Linked DNA regions of Homo sapiens: region 1 is linked to region 2. A link is a loop called in an ENCODE intact Hi-C map of the cell type or tissue named here. Cell type or tissue: heart left ventricle. All regions are shown on one strand.

Region 1 (8,000 bases), 150 kb before region 2:
GTGCAGGGAGAGGCACCCAGTGTCACGTTGTGAGTTGGGGTTGAGCTGAAATTGACTTAGGATTTCAGGCCTTTATTGCTATACCAGCTGCTTTTCTCCTGACCCTTTCCCCACACCCACCGCTGCCTCTGTAGCCCCCAGGTCCTGCCCAAGACCCACCTGAGCATGTCATCCATGCTCTCAGTGATGGTAGAATCATAGACGGGATCTCCCAGTCTGCTGGCCAGGGCTAATGCAATCTTCAGGGTCTGAAAATACAGCAGGGATATGGAAGAGGCTGCCAGGCCCCTCCCAGAACCCACACCCAGTGGACTTTCGTGTGTGAGAAAACTTGGAGGGGATTTAGTCCTGCCCTATGGCAGTACCCAATCTCCCCACTCCTAATATCCTTAAATCCAGGGAAAGGCAGACGGGTCAGCCTTACCTCTGCCACCCAGTGAAGAGCCTGTTCTCGGGATACCAGGCTGGTGAGATTGAAGCCCTCCAGGATGTTGAGAGCACTGATGAGGGCAGGGCCCGTGTGCGGAGGTGGGGGACTAAGAACCAGGTGGCCTGAAAGGACAGGAAGTGACTGATGGCAGGGTAGGGGTCAAGGCACCTTCACATCCCACATCCCATCTCCACATTCCACCATCACACACTGAGACCACTGCGCTGAACTCCCTCACCAGATGGGGAAACTGAAACATTGAGAGGCAAAGAGACTCATTCAAGTTCACATGGCAAGTCAAGGGCAGGGCCAGGACTTGAACTCAGAACACTGGTCTTCAGTTTCCTCTGCCATTTGAGAAAACTAAGGCTCAAGAGGGCTGTGGCTTGCCCAGAGTCACACTGCAGGCTATCAGCAGAGCACAGCAGAAACAGGTGACCAGATGTTCATATTCCTGGCCTGTCATGTGTCTCCTTTTAGCTCTCCCATAGGCCAGGATATTATCCATGACTCCTGATGGTCTCATCCAGCCCCAAACTTCTTGGCAGCAGCAACCTTCTCTTCCTATTCTGTTACTAGATGTTTGGACATCAAAGGAATAATAGCTGATGCATAACACTAACATTAACTCATTTAGTCCTCACTGTGGCTACTGTTATCACACATATTTGATAGGTCCAGAAACTGTGGTACAGAGAGACAAGGGGAATCCAGAGCACTCAAGGTACTAGCATTGTTGAGACAACCCAGGCTGGGAAGGGGAAATGGAAAATCTATATTCAGTGCATGCTCTGATCAGGGCAACTTCCTACATCATCTCATCAAATCCTTATGGGCATCCTAAGATGTAGGCACTATTATTATTTCCATTTTAAGGAGGGAACCAAGGCTCAGAGTGGGAAGTAGCTTGTTCAAGGTAAATGGCACAGTTGGTACTCAAACCCAGGTCTTCCTAGCTCCAACGCTACGCTTGTTCTTTTTTCTTTTCTGTGTGTGTGTGTGTGTGTGTGTGTGATAATGGTCTCACTCTGTCACCCAGGCTGTAGTGCAGTGGCACAATCATGCTTACTGCAGCCTTGACCTCCCAGGCTCAAGCAATCCTCCCATCTCAACCTCCTGAGTAGCTAGGACTATAGGTACACCACCACGCCTGGGTAATTTTTAAATTTTTTATAGAGACGGTGTCTCACTATGTTGCCCAGGCTGGTCATGAACTCCTGGGCTCAAGTGATCCTCCTGCCTCAGCCTCCCAATGTGCTGGGGTTATAGGCCTGAGCCACTGCACCCAGCTGATAGGCTCTTTCCATTGCTTCATATTCCACTGCCTCTGGCAGAGGAATCAGGTTGGAGATTGAGGCCTGGAAAGTTGAACTCAGAGAAACCCTTTCCTGGGGCTTGATGTGATCTGGCTCTCCTAGAAGGGAAAGAACCTGAGAATCTTCTGAGAAATCCAGCACCTACCACCTTGGGTTCAGTAAACATGGACCCCACCCATGTCATAAGCTTGGTTTTCTGGGTTCCCTGTTGGTTTTCTTGAGTTTGGCCAGTTGTTATATTCCCTCCTCGGGCCTCAATTTCTTTTTGGCACTATGAGGAGCTGGGTCTATGACTGTCTTGAAAGGTTCATTCTACTGTGAAGCTTGGATGGACTTTGTCTTAAAAATTCTTAGGAAGTACAGGGCAGTGACAGCGCTGCTGGGGAAAGGGCAGAGGCAACACAGAGCCCAAATCAAGAAAACCTATGGCCAGAACCCCAACTTCCAGGTTGGACCCTTTGACCAGGTCCACCCCCCAATATCCTAAATACTTGGGGTAACTGACCCCACAGCTACTTTTCAGAAGGTGGGCTGACTCTGGTTTGCTTCAACAGTTGACTGCCCAGGTAGCTCACTGCCTTAGTTTCTCTCCTGTGAAATGGAGAGGAGTCTCTAGGCCAAAACGATGTGGCCATGGACTGGGAGGCTTCTCCTGAGGGGGGACCCTGGGAGCCGGGGGAGAGGTCACCTCTGTACACGCCACACACAGGCTTCTCCACAAGGGCGCTGTAATTGCTGAAGTCCTCTTCGGTTATGACACCCCCTGCGTGCTGAGCCTGGAGGGAAGAGAATGAGGGAATGACCTCCCACCACTGTGACATGGTGGTTTTGGCCTATAACACGTTTGGATCACAGACAGATCAGCTGTTTATAACTTCTGTGCCTTCTGCAACCCCCATCGTGGCCTTTAGAGACCCCATTATCCCTAGACACCTCAGGAAAAAGGAAGGGGGAAAAGCACTAACATTGAGCACCTATCATGTGCCAGGCATCACACTGGGTACATTCCATGAATGACCTCCTTAGCTTGCCATTCAAGACTTTTTGTGATCTGGCCCCAGCCTACCCCTCCCACCTCATGTCCTGCTGTTCCCCAGTGAGCTCTATGCAGCTGCAGAGTGACCTGCAGTTCCTGAACTCATGCCTTCGTGTCTTTGTACCTGCTGCTCTCTCTGCCTATGTAAAAGGAAGGTTTTCTACTTATGGCACACTTGCCTAGGAGATACCAAAACTGAATGCTGCATCTCACCACAACCAACTAAAGCCACTAGAAAACCATGACTTTGAGTGATCCTAGAAGGACTGACCCTTATTGGACATAACCAAGCCCTCATTATTGACCAATGAACCAATCTTGTACAAACCAATGGGCTCATTCCATCCTATCCAGTGTGCTGTCAACCCTAAATTAGCATAACCACTCTGAATCCTTTCCTTTTTTGTACCTTATAGTACTTGAAACCCTTGAGTTATCTATCTTCAGAGAATTACACATTGATTTTTTTTTTTTTTTTTTTTGAGGCAGGGTCTCATTCTGTCGCCCAGGCTGGAATGCAGTGGCACGATCATGGCTCACTGTAGCCTCAACCTTCCCAGGCTCAGATGATCCTCCTGCCTCAGCCTCCTGAGTAGCTGGGACTACAGGCACATGCCACCACACCTGGCTAATGTTTGTATGTTTTGTAGAGATGGGGTCTCACTATGTTGCCCAGGCTGGTCTCAAACTCCTGAGCTCAAGTGATCCACCCATCTTGGCCTCCCAAAGTGGGGATTACAGGCATGAGCCACCATGGCCTGGCCCATTTGAATTCTTGAGTTCCTTTTTCTGGCAAGTTAATAAACTCAACTTTGGGTTTCTTTTTATCAAAGATCTGATGGTCTTTGTTACAATCTCCTGCATTCCCTTTGCCACCTCCAGGAAAGGGCACACAACCCAGGCCTGGCCAATTGGGGCATTCCCTTCTGTGCCACAGTGATTGATTTGGGAATAGTCATGAAACCTATGATGAGCTAATAAGACACAACCTGGAGGCTTTTGCTGGAACTACTGGGAAGGAAAAATGCTCTTTCTCTGGGATAGCTTGCTGGAAGGATGGCCTGATATGGGCTGGTGGGGAGCAGGTGGAAAGGATCTGAGAGTGAATCCAAACAAAGGAAAGTAGAGTTGAGAGAGAGAGAAAGAGAAAGAGGGAGAGCAAATCCTAACACAGTGGATTGATAATCTGGACACAGAAGAATCTAAAGCCAGTAATCTCCTGGACTTTCCAGTTAAGTCTGTTTGAGTCTATCGCCACATCCAGTGCCCAGCATAGGGCTTGGCACAGAGCAGGCACTCTGTGAATGTTGAATGAATAACAGACCTATTTAATTCCCACAACTGTATGGCAGAGACAGATATAATCATCCCCATTGCTCAGATGAGAGAACCACTGAGTTGGTCTATGCATCCTTACCATGAACTTAATTTTCCATTAGGACTTTTGCACTATTAATGACAGTTCTCACATCTGTTACTGCCTGAGACTGGGACTCTTTGGGATTGGATGGTAAACTTCTGTGTCAATCTCCCCAGTCTTGATACTCAACAATGAAAGAGGTGCTTCCCTCAGTCCCTAGAAAACCCAAAAGCAGGGAAGGATTGTGAGCTTAGGGAAGCTGAGGCCGATACTGGGTCTCCACCAGGCCTGGGAGGGACATGACAAGCCCCTGCACAGGCTGGCATCACCCCTGAGAAGCCCAAAGGTACCTCTGAATCAAGACAGAACACTTCTGGCTAGGCATGGGGGCTCACACCTGTAATCCCAGCACTTTGGGAGGCCAGGACAGGTGGATCTCTTGAGGTCAGGAGTTCGAGACCAGCCTGGCCAACATGGTGAAACCTCATCTCTACTAAAAATACAAAATTAGCTGGGTGTGGTGGTGCACACCTGTAATCCCAGTTACTCGGGAGGCTGAGGCAGGAGACTCACTTGAACCTGGGAGGCGGAGGTTGCAGTGAGCCAAGATCGCACCACTGCACTCCAGCCAGGGTGACACAGCAGGACTCCGTCTCATAAAAAAAAAAAAAAGACAACACTTCCATCATCCCAGGAGGTTTTTCATGTCATATCCCAGTCAGCTCCTCCCAGCCCCACCAACCACTGATCTGATTTCTGTCACTAGAGGTTAGTTTTGACTATTCTAGAATTTCAAATGAACATAATCCACAGTAAATAATATAGAAAGAAAGGGAGGGAGGGAGGGAAGGAAGGAAAAAATGCGGACGCGGATGTCCTGCAATAGGGACCTTGGGGCATGCCCCCACCCGCACAACACGAGCACTTACCTCGGCCACCATCTCCAGTGTGAGGTTGCCACCTGCGTAGAAGGCAGCCGGGCCGGAGGTGCCAAGTACATCCAGCACCTCAGCCAGGTCGGGCCGATGCAGCAACGAGCCAGGTAGTGGCGGGCGGCCCGATGGCAGGAACGTCTCCCGGAAGCGCTCGGACATGTTGGGTGGCAGCTGTTCAGCCAGGGCACGGGCTAGGGGCAGGGACGGGAGGCTGGGCAGGGCGGGACGCCAGGACTGGACCGGATGAGACGCGCAATAGATGGGGTAGATGGGGGCTGAGTGGCCCACCCTAAGTGCCCTGACCCCCAGGAGCCTGTTAAGTGCGAGGCAGGGATGTCTAAGGGCCCTTCCCAGACCCCCTCGTTTGAGGCCGCCTCCAGGTGAGGGTGGGATAAGGTGGGGAGGGGGTCTGAGGAGCAAACTGGAAGAGAGGGCCTCTCTGGCTTGGGCTCCAAATCTCAAAGATTCTACCCTTCTCCATCAACCTCATGTCTCTCCCAAATCCCCAGGCCCCACTGACCTAGATCATGAGTCACGTTGAAGCCATCTTGGGCCACAGCTGCTGCAAAGGCCAGGACTTGGGACCATGGCAGCCTGGGGGGGCCGGAGAGCAGGGGGTGGAGGAGGTCCTGGGGGAATGAGGAGGGGTCCGGGGGGAGGGGGGTTCCTGGGAAGGAGAGTCCTGGCAAGGGAAGGGGATATTAGGAGGGGGAGTTGGGAAAGGAAGAATCCAGGGAAGTAGGAGAAGGCCACCCAAGGAGAGATGCAAACGGGGGTCCCTGGTCCCCAGGGGGAGGGTTGTTACCTGCCATAGAGCTGGTGAGCTTCATGTAGCCCCTTCACCATTCCGGGAACCCCCACCAAGAGCCCAGGCTGGGCAAGGCGGGTAGGCGAGGGAGAGAGGAGACCAGGTCACTGGAAGGGGGGTGCTGGGCTGAACTCCGCAGAGCCCCAAGCCAGGGATGGCTGGCACAGGGGAGAGACACAGGCCAAGTATCCCAGGGGAGGGACAAGCTTTCCCAAGCAGGCACCCCTCCCATCTCCCTGACTTCCTATCAGCAAATGCAGAAAGGCCTCTTTTAGCTGCCGTAGTTGGGGGATTTATAAATTAAGCAAAACTCTTTTAAGAGCCAGGACATAACCAGTGTAGAAAGACACCTGTCTACATTGGATTTCACCAACCCCTGCCTTTTTTTTTTTTTTTTTTTTTTTTTCCTGTTACCCAGGCTGGAGTACAGTGGCATAGTCATAGCTCACTGTGGCCTCCAACTCCTGGGCTCAAGTCAAGCGATCCTTGGTGCATGCTACTGTGCCTGGCTAATTTCAAAGCATTTTTTGTAGAGACAAAGTCTCACTATGTCACTCAGGCTGGTCTCAAACTCCTGGCCTCAAGCAATCCTCCTGCCTTGGCTTCCCAGAGTGTTGGGATTACAGGTGTGAGCCACTGTGCCCAGGCAACCCTACCTTTTAAAACGGTGGACAAAGGACCTTCATTTAACCTATTCAGTTTCACCCCACCATTACTCTGAGCTCTGAAGACTCAGGGGTGTGTTTGGCTTTTGCCACCGCACTAAGTACCCATTTTTCCAAGTTATTCGATATCTTCTTTTTCTTTCAGCAGACAGTTGGTTTACTTCTGGCAATTCCCCTCTAATCTTCCAATATATCAAGGGCTGGGAAAGTTATAGTCAACTGGCTCAGAGTGAGATGTGTGAGTTTCATTGCATCAACTTCGTGACATTTCAGGGTACTCAGTAGCCTTTTTTCTTCCTTCCCACGTGCCAGATAGGTAAGATTCCCAGAGAAGTAAGGTTCCAGATTTTCTAGTTCATTATTTTATCTTGGGGGCTGCCTGACTCTCTCATAGCCTAAGAGAATCCTGCTCAACTCTTTTTCCCACTCCCCTGGTAAATACTTAGCAAATTAATGCTTGGGTTAGCAGAAGGGCAATGAAGAGAGACTCCCCTGAACTCTCTCTTCTCACCAGGGTCCCCACCTTGGTCTCCCAGGATCTTTGCAGGGTCTCTTCCCTGAGGGCCCCTGGTGCGGACTCCCGGAAATCAATTAGGTGGCTCTCATTTCGTCGGATGTCATGTACCAGCATCACGCCCCCACTGGGAGAGACACAGAAGGGGAAGTGTGATGATAACATGCTACCCCTCTGTACAATGAATCTGCTGCCCCTCCACCCCCAGTGGTGAGAGCTGTAGGCTCAGTTTTTCATTTGGGGTCAGGTGTCTGAGCTCCCTCCCCAGCATGGATTCACAGACTCAGCCACCCTAAGAGGATGGGAGCAAAACCAAGAGGGTTGGAGACCCAGGGTCCATGGACCTCTTCTATCCTGTCACTGGAGACTTTAATCCCTGATTAGGAAAAGCCCAGAGACTGGCAGAACAGGATGTTCTGCCCCATGCCCCCACCCTGGACCAGAGCTGGACCCCTGCCAGCTTCCTGCACCTGTCTACTTGGTATGTCCCTTGCCCCTCCCCCAGGACTGGATTATGTAAGGATAGAACATGCAAAACCAAAAGAGGAATTTCTTTGGTACGGCTTGGAGAGCTGGTCTTACAGGAGCCAAGATAGGAACTTTGTCAGCTTGTTCCTTTTCTGTAGCTTATTTACGTCTAAGATGGGGGCTGCAAACTTAAATGCCCACAGCCAAATGACAAACTAAGGCAAGCAGGACAGAGAAGAGGAAGTGGTAGAAACTACGGCAAACTGGACAGTGCATGCCCATCATGGGAAGCAGCTTCTATTCCACGCCAGGTAACTTCAGCCATGTGAGAATGCGGGCCCAAGTTGTTATCGGATTTCCCGATTGTTCAAGAGATGTTGGAAATCTGGATTTTTATGAAAATTCTCAACTTTTTAACAAAAGCAAACAAAATTTTAAGACAGTTCAGTGTCTAAACCAAACCAGTCT
Region 2 (8,000 bases):
CCAGTCTGCCAGATGGGGAAAGACTCTGCCAATAGGGTGAGGCCCAGCGTACTCCGTGCCTGAGGTTCACTTCCAGCTGGCCTTGGGCAAGTGTCCACAACTCCAAGCCTCAGCTTCCCAGTCTATGAAGCAAAGGCAGGAGATGAGGAAATGACTCTGGCCCCGTCATGGGGGAAGGAAGACGGCCAGGCACGCAGGGGTCTGGGCCCTTCAAACAGAGCAGCTCTGCTGTGATCCACTGCAGACATCAGGGCAGGACTGGGTACAATTTTATTTGAATGAAGAGTTCTGCTACCTTAGAAAAAAAAGATTGGGAGGCCAGGAGAGGTGGTTCACACCTGTAATCCCTGGACTTTGGGAGGCTCACTTGAGGCCAGGAGTTCGAGACCAGCCTGGGCAACATAGTGAGACCCCATCTCTACAAAAAAAAAGTAAAAACACTAGCTGGGAATGGTGGCGCACACCTGTAGTCCCAGCTACTCGGGCGGCTGAGGCAGGAGAATCACTTGAGCTCAGAAGTTTGTGGCTGCAGTGAGCTATAACACCACTGCTCTGCAGCCTGAGAGAAAGAGCAAGACCTTGTGTCTAAAAAACAAAACAAAACAAACAAACAAAAAAGGTTGGGAAATCATGGCTCTTGTTGGATAAAGTCCACTGTATTCTGACGCCTGTGAGACTAGCCCCCCACTGCCTGGCTCCAGGTGAGGCAAACCTAACCCAGGTAATGCAACCTAACACTTGGCAGCAGGTAAGAGGCTTCTGTCTGTCCTGCTTGGCTGCAGATGCCACCAGGCAAGAAAGGAGCACATAAGCAAAGGGGCTGAATGCACGAGACAAGGCGGTGGGGCAGTGCGGAGCACACATGACTTCTGGCAGGTGACCTCTCTGAGGCTCACCTCATCTGTCAAGTGCAGGTACTGATGGGGCTCCCCTCCTAGGGCTGCTGTGAGGCTCCAATGAGAAAATGCAGGTGACATGAATACAATGCCTGGCACACAGGAGCCCTCAGGACACTGTAGCTGCATGTGAGAGAGGACACGCGTGCATACCTGGATGTGCTCACCGGTGAGCCCCCGGGGAACGTGGGCAGCCGGGATGGGCTGAGGGAAAAGCTGCACCCCTGCACTCACCTGTCGGTGTTGAGGACAGCTTCCACCTCAGGGATGTTGGCCTTGAGAGAGATGGCACTGAGTTCATTCAGCTCCTGGTTGTTGAGTAACAAGTACTTGTTCCTGAAACAAAATGGGTTGGAGGAGGTAAAGGACAGGAACTGGGGCTGCTGGGTCAGCACCAGGCTAGTGTAGGGAGTCTCCTGCCCACTTCCTGTGGACAGAATCTGAGAAGCCACCAGGCACTTTCCTCTAGCACCTCTCACTCCAGCCAGCACCTGCAGGAGGGAACTCTGGGCTCTCAGGCAGTGGAATCTCTCCCTGGCCCCACCCCCATCCCCGACCCCTGCCTGCCACATTCATCGACAAGGCCCCTTCCCTCAGCAGCTCTGGGCCTTTCTCTTTGCCTACATTTCCACTTGTTTTCTCAAAGGCACCAACACCTCAACAGGTCCAATCACACTCAAGCCTGGCCCTGCTGCAGCAGTCCCACCAAGCACCACGGTCACACATCACACAGAGGCCTGGTTAACTGTGACACTTCCCCCGACTTGCCATCCAGGCCTGTCACTGCTGGGTCCTGTGTTCCCAGGACACCAGCTCCCTTTACTAAAAGGTATCCCACAGGAACTGAGTCATCACACGGTGCCAAAAGTGATCTTCAGAATCAGGACTCTGATCCTGTCACTCCCGGTGAAAACACTTCCACAGCTTCCCACTGCATTTAGAACAGACATTTCCTGACTTAGGAGGAGGTTATGTCCTGATAAACCCATCGTATTTGAAAATGCCGTTAAGTTGAAAACATATTGAGGCCGGGCGCGGTGGTTCACGTCTGTAATCCCAGCACTTTGGAAGGTCCAGGCGGGTGGATCACGAGGTCAGGAGTTCGAGACCAGCCTGGCCAACGTGGCGAAACCCCATCTCTACTAAAAATATAAAAAATTAGCTGGGCGTGGTGGCACACGCCTATAATCCTAGCTACTCAGGAGGCTGAGGTAGAATTGCTTGAACCCAGAAGGTGGAGGTTGCAGTGAGCCAAGATCATGCCACTGCACTCCAGCCTGGGCAATAGAGCAAGATTCCGTCTTGAAAAAAAGAAAAAGAAAGAAAACACATTTAATATATCTAACCCACTGAACCTCCTAGCTTAGCCTAGCCTACCTGGAATGTGCTCAGAACACTGACTTCAGCCTACAGTTGGCCATAATCACTGGCAACACGGCAGGCACAGCACAGAGTACTGGTTGTCTACCTTGGTGATCGTGTAGCTGGTCACCATTTTTCTTGAAATACATTCTGAGCTGCAGCTGCAGCTCAGTGCCCAGCATTGCAAGAGTATTGAACTGTTTATCATGAGCCCAGGAAAAGATCAAAATTCAAAATTCTACTTCTGTACCATTGTGAAGTTGAAAAATTCTAAGTGGACCATCTGTATATAAAATCCAGGCCTGTGACTGTGACCCACAACACCCTGTGACTGTGACCCACAACGTCCTGTGCAGCCCAGCCCAGAGCCAAGCCCACATCACTCCCATCAGCTGGCCACAATGGTCTTCCCTCGTTCAGGGGCTTCTGGCTAGAACACACACCCTCTCACATGCCTGTTCACTCAATTCACTACAAGCTGACACTTCAGGTCTTGGCTGGCAAGCCACTTCTGCAGGGGAGAGTTCCTGAGTGTCCTCTGGCCAGTCCTGGACCCTGTCAAATGTCTCTCACAGACCCCGTTCCTCTCCTCCTGAATACCATCTCCACTTATCACTAATGCTCAACGGTGGAATCCTTGGATGAACAACTGTCTCTGTTTTCAGACTCTGCCCTTCATGAGAGCAGGGGCCATGGCTGTTTGCATTCATCCTGATATCCCACAGAGTACTCAGACTGAAGAGTCTGATGAAAGCCAGAGACTCACTTCCTCAGGGAAAACAGCACAGTTCCATAACATATGTGGTGCCATTTTTCAGAAGGTTAACATGCTTCCTGGAGCCCTTCTATGGCTTTCAGCCGGAAAACCTCTCACAGAGGATGGGTGCATATGATGGAGGTGCCCTGGGGCCACAGCTGTCTCCAGGCATGTTCTGTTAGCTCAAATGCAAGGTTTTTAAAATATTTAAACCAACATTTAAAATCAGGACCTTTCACATAAATCTTAATTTCTGCCTTTGCTTGGCAGAAAAAATCAGAAGTTATGCAACAGTGGGCCCAGTTTCCTGTGCACACGCAGCTGGCTGGAGCTGAGCTCACTGAAATTCTTGTTCACTAAGGTCCCCACATCACCTCCCCAATGCCAAGGTCAAGGGTCAGCTGCTAGTCACCCCCTTCCTGCACTGTTTTCCTTACAGCAGAGAGTAATTTTCCTTGTACATTCTCCATCGAAGGTTAAAAAATAAATGAGCGCAGAATGTCTTTCAAGAAAAATGGGAGCACACCTCCTTGTGGAGGGAAGAATCCTCCAGCTGCTCAGTAAGCAGTCGGCTTTGCCTGTCTGAAGTTCCTGCCGGCCCCTGGGAATAGCCACGCTGTCCACTCTTGCTTTAGAGGGGCAGTAGGTTGAGAAATCCATTGATTCCAAAGGTAGTAAGGGGCCAACGACTTCCATACTCAGTTCCTGGGGTGGCTATGAGGGTTAGAAGAAAGCTTGGGGCAGTGCCTGCCATAAGGAAGTCTGGAAAGACGGGAGGTCCGACTGCAGTGTCACACCTGCTAACACTGAGGGGACAGTGGGCTTCCACCAGCTCCAGGGCCTCCTCTCGAGCTGAGGTCAGGGACCAGACAAGGAGATCGAGGCCTTCCGAAGACAGCCCAACAACTCTCCTTGCAGGGACACTCTTGTACTTACTCGTGGTGGTCACTGAAGCTCTGAAGAAGCCTCAAAAACTGTATCTTCAAGGTGATGTCCTGAAACACATGCACAGCCTCAATGTTAGGACCACAGCCACAAGGTTCCAAAATAACACAAGCAGACACTCTGGTGGGAGCCTGCTTCTCTAAGCCTCTGTCCTCATGTACCATGAGGACTTTTCTTTAGTTAGAAAACCATCTGTTCACTTCCACATCTGATCAACAGCAGATTAAGCTAATGTGGCCCCCTTCCTGCTAAAAACATGCCATCACACTCAATAAAAAATAAGGCGGGGCGTGGTGGTTACACCTGTAATCACAGCACTTTGGGAGGCCGAGGCGGGCAGATCGCTTGAGGTCAGGAGCTTGAGACCAGCCTGGGCAACATGGCAAACCCTGTCTCTACTAAAAATACAAAAATTAGCCAGGCATAGTTGCTGCGCCTGTAATTCTGGCTACTCAGGAGGCTGAGGCAGGAGAATCACTTGAACCTGGGAGGCGGAAGTTGCAGTGAGCCGAGATCGCACCACTGACTGCACTCCAGCCTGGGTGATGGAGACTCTGTCCCAAAAATCCAACCAACCAACAAACAAAACAACACGTGTGGGGAGGAGCGGGGGAAGTCCATAGGAGTTAGAAATGAAGAAAGGACCGAGGAGTTTGGAATAGTGAGCCAAGGAACTGATACTCAGCAGCTGTGGGCAGTGTGGAGAGGTGGAGACAAGACCTAGTCACACTAAGGCTTGGGTTTTAATGCCCTGCAGGGACTAGACAGGGTGTCAGGTCCCAGTAAAGCCTGGGGAGCATGTACACTTGGTGAAAGAAGGGTTAGAAAGGCCTGACCCACCAGCCCAGGGAGCCTGGCTCTGCCATGGTGCTGCTGGTGGGTGAAGGGGGCCCTCCCAAGAGCAGCAGAAACCCTGGGCTCATACGACTGGGGCAGTAGGGCCAAGACATTAAATAAGAAAACTGGCCCTGGGACAGCTGCCAGACAAAAGCAAAAGTGCCCTGTAGAAATGCCTCCAGGGCTGAGGCTACACAGGTATCCAAGGGGGAAACTAACCCCACTGACCTCAAGTGATCTGCCCGCCTTGGCCTCTCAAAGTGCTGGGATTACGGGTGTGAGCCACCATGCCCGGGAGCACGTTTCTATAGGTGGATGAAAATTACAATAGGATAAAACAGCAAATAAGGAAAAGCAGGCTGCTAGCTCATGCAGTGGGCAGCCCCCTCCCTGCCTGGAGTGAAATGAGATCCCCATCACAGAGATTACAAGGGGAAGTGGCTAGAGGGCCTCAGGCAGAATTTTTTTTTTTTTTTTTTTTTGAGACACAGTCTCACTCTGTTGCCCAGGCTGGAGTGCAGTGGCGTGATCTCAGCTCACTGCAACCTCTGCCTCCTGGGTTCAAGCAATTCTGGTGGCCGCTCCACAGACATTACAAAACACGAGGCAACACTCCACCCTGAGGTCTGAAGACCCAAACACAAGCATTAGTGCCCCATGAGCAATCGAAAGAGACCTTAAGAAAGTATTTTAAAAATGATTAAAAACAGAATATGCAGCAGAAAAAAGATATTAACATCATGGCTAAGCAGTTTCCGAATTGAGCCAGACAGAACATCTAGAAATGCAAAATATATTTGCTTGAAATTAAAAACTCAAATGATAAAGCAGAAGACAGGTCGCTGAGGGAAGTCCCCAGAGTGCAGTGAAGAGAAGAGGGCCCCATGGCACCAGGCCGATGGCTGGGTGGCACTTTTAGGTCCCAGAGCACTTTCCTTCTCATGCTGGTAGGCAGGGTGCCGACTAGCCGGGGGGCCAATAGGGGAAAGAGTATTATCCTTCTTTTGCAAGAAAACAGAGGCTCAGAGATTCAGTGATTCATTCAAGCTCTTCCAACAAGCCTTCCAATGTCCTGTTCAGAGCTCTCTCAAGGGGACTGTGAGAGACACAAGCTAAAGGAGAGTGCTTGGGCTCAAAAAACCAAAGCCACCTTTTTTTGTATGAGACAGTGTCTTTGCTCTGTCACCCAGGCCGGATGTGCAGTGGCTTGATCTTAGTTCACTGCAACCTCTACCTCCCGGGTTCAAGTGATTCTCCCACCTCAGCCTCCTGAGTAGCAGGGATTACAGGTGCCCCACCAACATGCCTGGCTAATTTTTGTATTTTTAGTAGAGACGGGGTTTCACCATGTTGGCCAGGCTGGTCTCGAACTCCTGACCTCAAGTGATCTGCCCGCCTTGGCCTTTCAAACTGCTGGGATTACGGGTGTGACCACCACGCCCGGGAGCACGGTTCTATAGGTGGATGAAAATTACAATAGGATAAAACAGCAAATAAGGAAAAGCAGGCTGCTAGCTCATGCAGTGGGCAGCCCCTGCCTGGAGTGAAATGAGATCCCTATCACAGAGATTACAAGGGGAAGTTGGCTAGAGGGCCTCAGGCAGGAACTTTTTTTTTTTTTTTTTTTGAGACACAGTCTCACTTTGTTACGCAGGCTGGAGTCCAGTGGCGTGATCTCAGCTCACTGCAACCTCTGCCTCCTGGGTTCAAGCAATTCTGGTGCCTCAGCCTCCCGAAGAGTTGGGATTACAGGCACCCAACACCATACCTGGCCAATTTTTGTATTTTTAGTGAGAGACGCAAGTGTCTCTCACACTAGTGAGACAGGGTTTCACCATGTTGGCCAGGCTGGTCTGTAACTCTTGACCTCAAGTGATCTGCCCGCTCGGCCTCCCAAAGTGCTGGGATTACAGGCCTGAGTCACTGTGCCCAGCCTAGGAAGATCTTAAAAGGGATTTCTGCATAGGTTGGGGTGGGGAGTGGAGTTCACTCAGATCCTACTCCAAGGTAGCTTCCAATTAGGGGACTATAAGATATGATTTTAGTTTCTGCTCTACTCCCAAAGGAAAAAAGGTCAAAGGGTCAGCAGCAGGTCTTGAAACAACTACTCCAAGCCAGTGAGGCCCCATCTGTCCCCGGGGGTCTCCTGCTTACCGGGCTACAGTCACAGTTCTGGTTGTGACCATGGAGGACAAGGGCAGATGCTGAATGCTTCCTCCAAATCAGTTTGTCAAACAAATTATTAAGTCCAGGGATCAGCTTGAACTCTGCAATCATTCTGTGAACCTGAATGGGATAGGAAGGAAAAAGTATTAAGACAAATGTGCTTGAAAAATCTAGCAAAACCTCGTGCTCAGTACACACGATAATGATATTCAGGACAAGTATCAGTACTGTCAGTAAGGAGGGCCAGGGTCTGAAGAAAACATCCGTGTATCCCCTATGCCCAGCACACACAAACCCACTTTCTAACTTTGCTCATTAATGCTCACAATAATCCTACAAGGCATAATGTCCGGTAGTTCCTATCACAGAAGCATGAGTTTGGGATTCAGAGAGTCCTGCATATGATTCAAGAGTCCTTTGGGATGCAAGAGTCCTGGGTTTGACTCTTAGCTTTACCATGTGCAAACTTTGTAACCTTAAACAAATTCCTTAAGATTTGTCTCCTCGTATTAACATCAAAATGTTCCTCATGCTTTGCACTAGGATAAATTTCAGCTGAAAGTAAGATACAATTATTAAAAAACTCTAAGATCTAGAAAAATCTCTGCAAAGAAAAAAAAATGATCTAAGAGTTGGAAAAGCCTTTCTGAAGGATTATAATAAACCTAGAAGCTCAAAAAGAAGCTTGTTGACATCAACCACCTAAACCTTTAAAAATTCTGTATGGCAAAACTCAAGCAAAGTCACAAGCCAAATATGACAAACAGAGAACATACATTGGCAATTCATGCCACAGGCAAAGAAATTCCTCTATAAGGAGTCCTACAAATGTCTCTGATTTTTCACTTTTTCAGACTGGGAAAGATGACAAAGCTTTATAAGACCGTGTTGGTGACTTGGGCATTGGGTACATTCACACGCTGTTGGTGGGAGGGCACACTGGTATGACCTGCACAGGGAAGAGTGTTTGGCAGTAGCTCTAAAATTGCAAATCCATAATCCCTTTAAACCAGCAATTCCACTTTAGGAATTTACAC

What was found. Peaks named below come from ENCODE experiments on the same cell type or tissue, not always from the same donor. Only the 100,000 strongest peaks of a DNase experiment are listed, where the experiment ranks them.
Region 1: it touches region 2 in a loop (2.6-fold over the local background); 2 of 110 quality-filtered maps call a loop at or near these places.

Annotation. Positions count from the first base shown.
Region 1 is chr20:34,854,372-34,862,371 of GRCh38, forward strand. It overlaps GGT7 (gamma-glutamyltransferase 7), which reads right to left. Exons shown (of 15, transcript NM_178026.3): 4 at 7,074-7,191; 5 at 5,883-5,950; 6 at 5,598-5,671; 7 at 5,072-5,268; 8 at 2,435-2,522; 9 at 425-552; 10 at 160-248. Among named protein-coding and RNA genes, the nearest start is that of GGT7, 14 kb to the right of the region's middle. In heart left ventricle, no CTCF peak of the experiment used is centred here; no DNase peak of the experiment used is centred here.
Region 2 is chr20:35,009,057-35,017,056 of GRCh38, forward strand. TRPC4AP (transient receptor potential cation channel subfamily C member 4 associated protein) reads right to left here. Exons shown (of 19, transcript NM_015638.3): 10 at 6,952-7,083; 11 at 3,952-4,010; 12 at 1,131-1,232. Among named protein-coding and RNA genes, the nearest start is that of MIR499B, 23 kb to the left of the region's middle. In heart left ventricle, no CTCF peak of the experiment used is centred here; no DNase peak of the experiment used is centred here.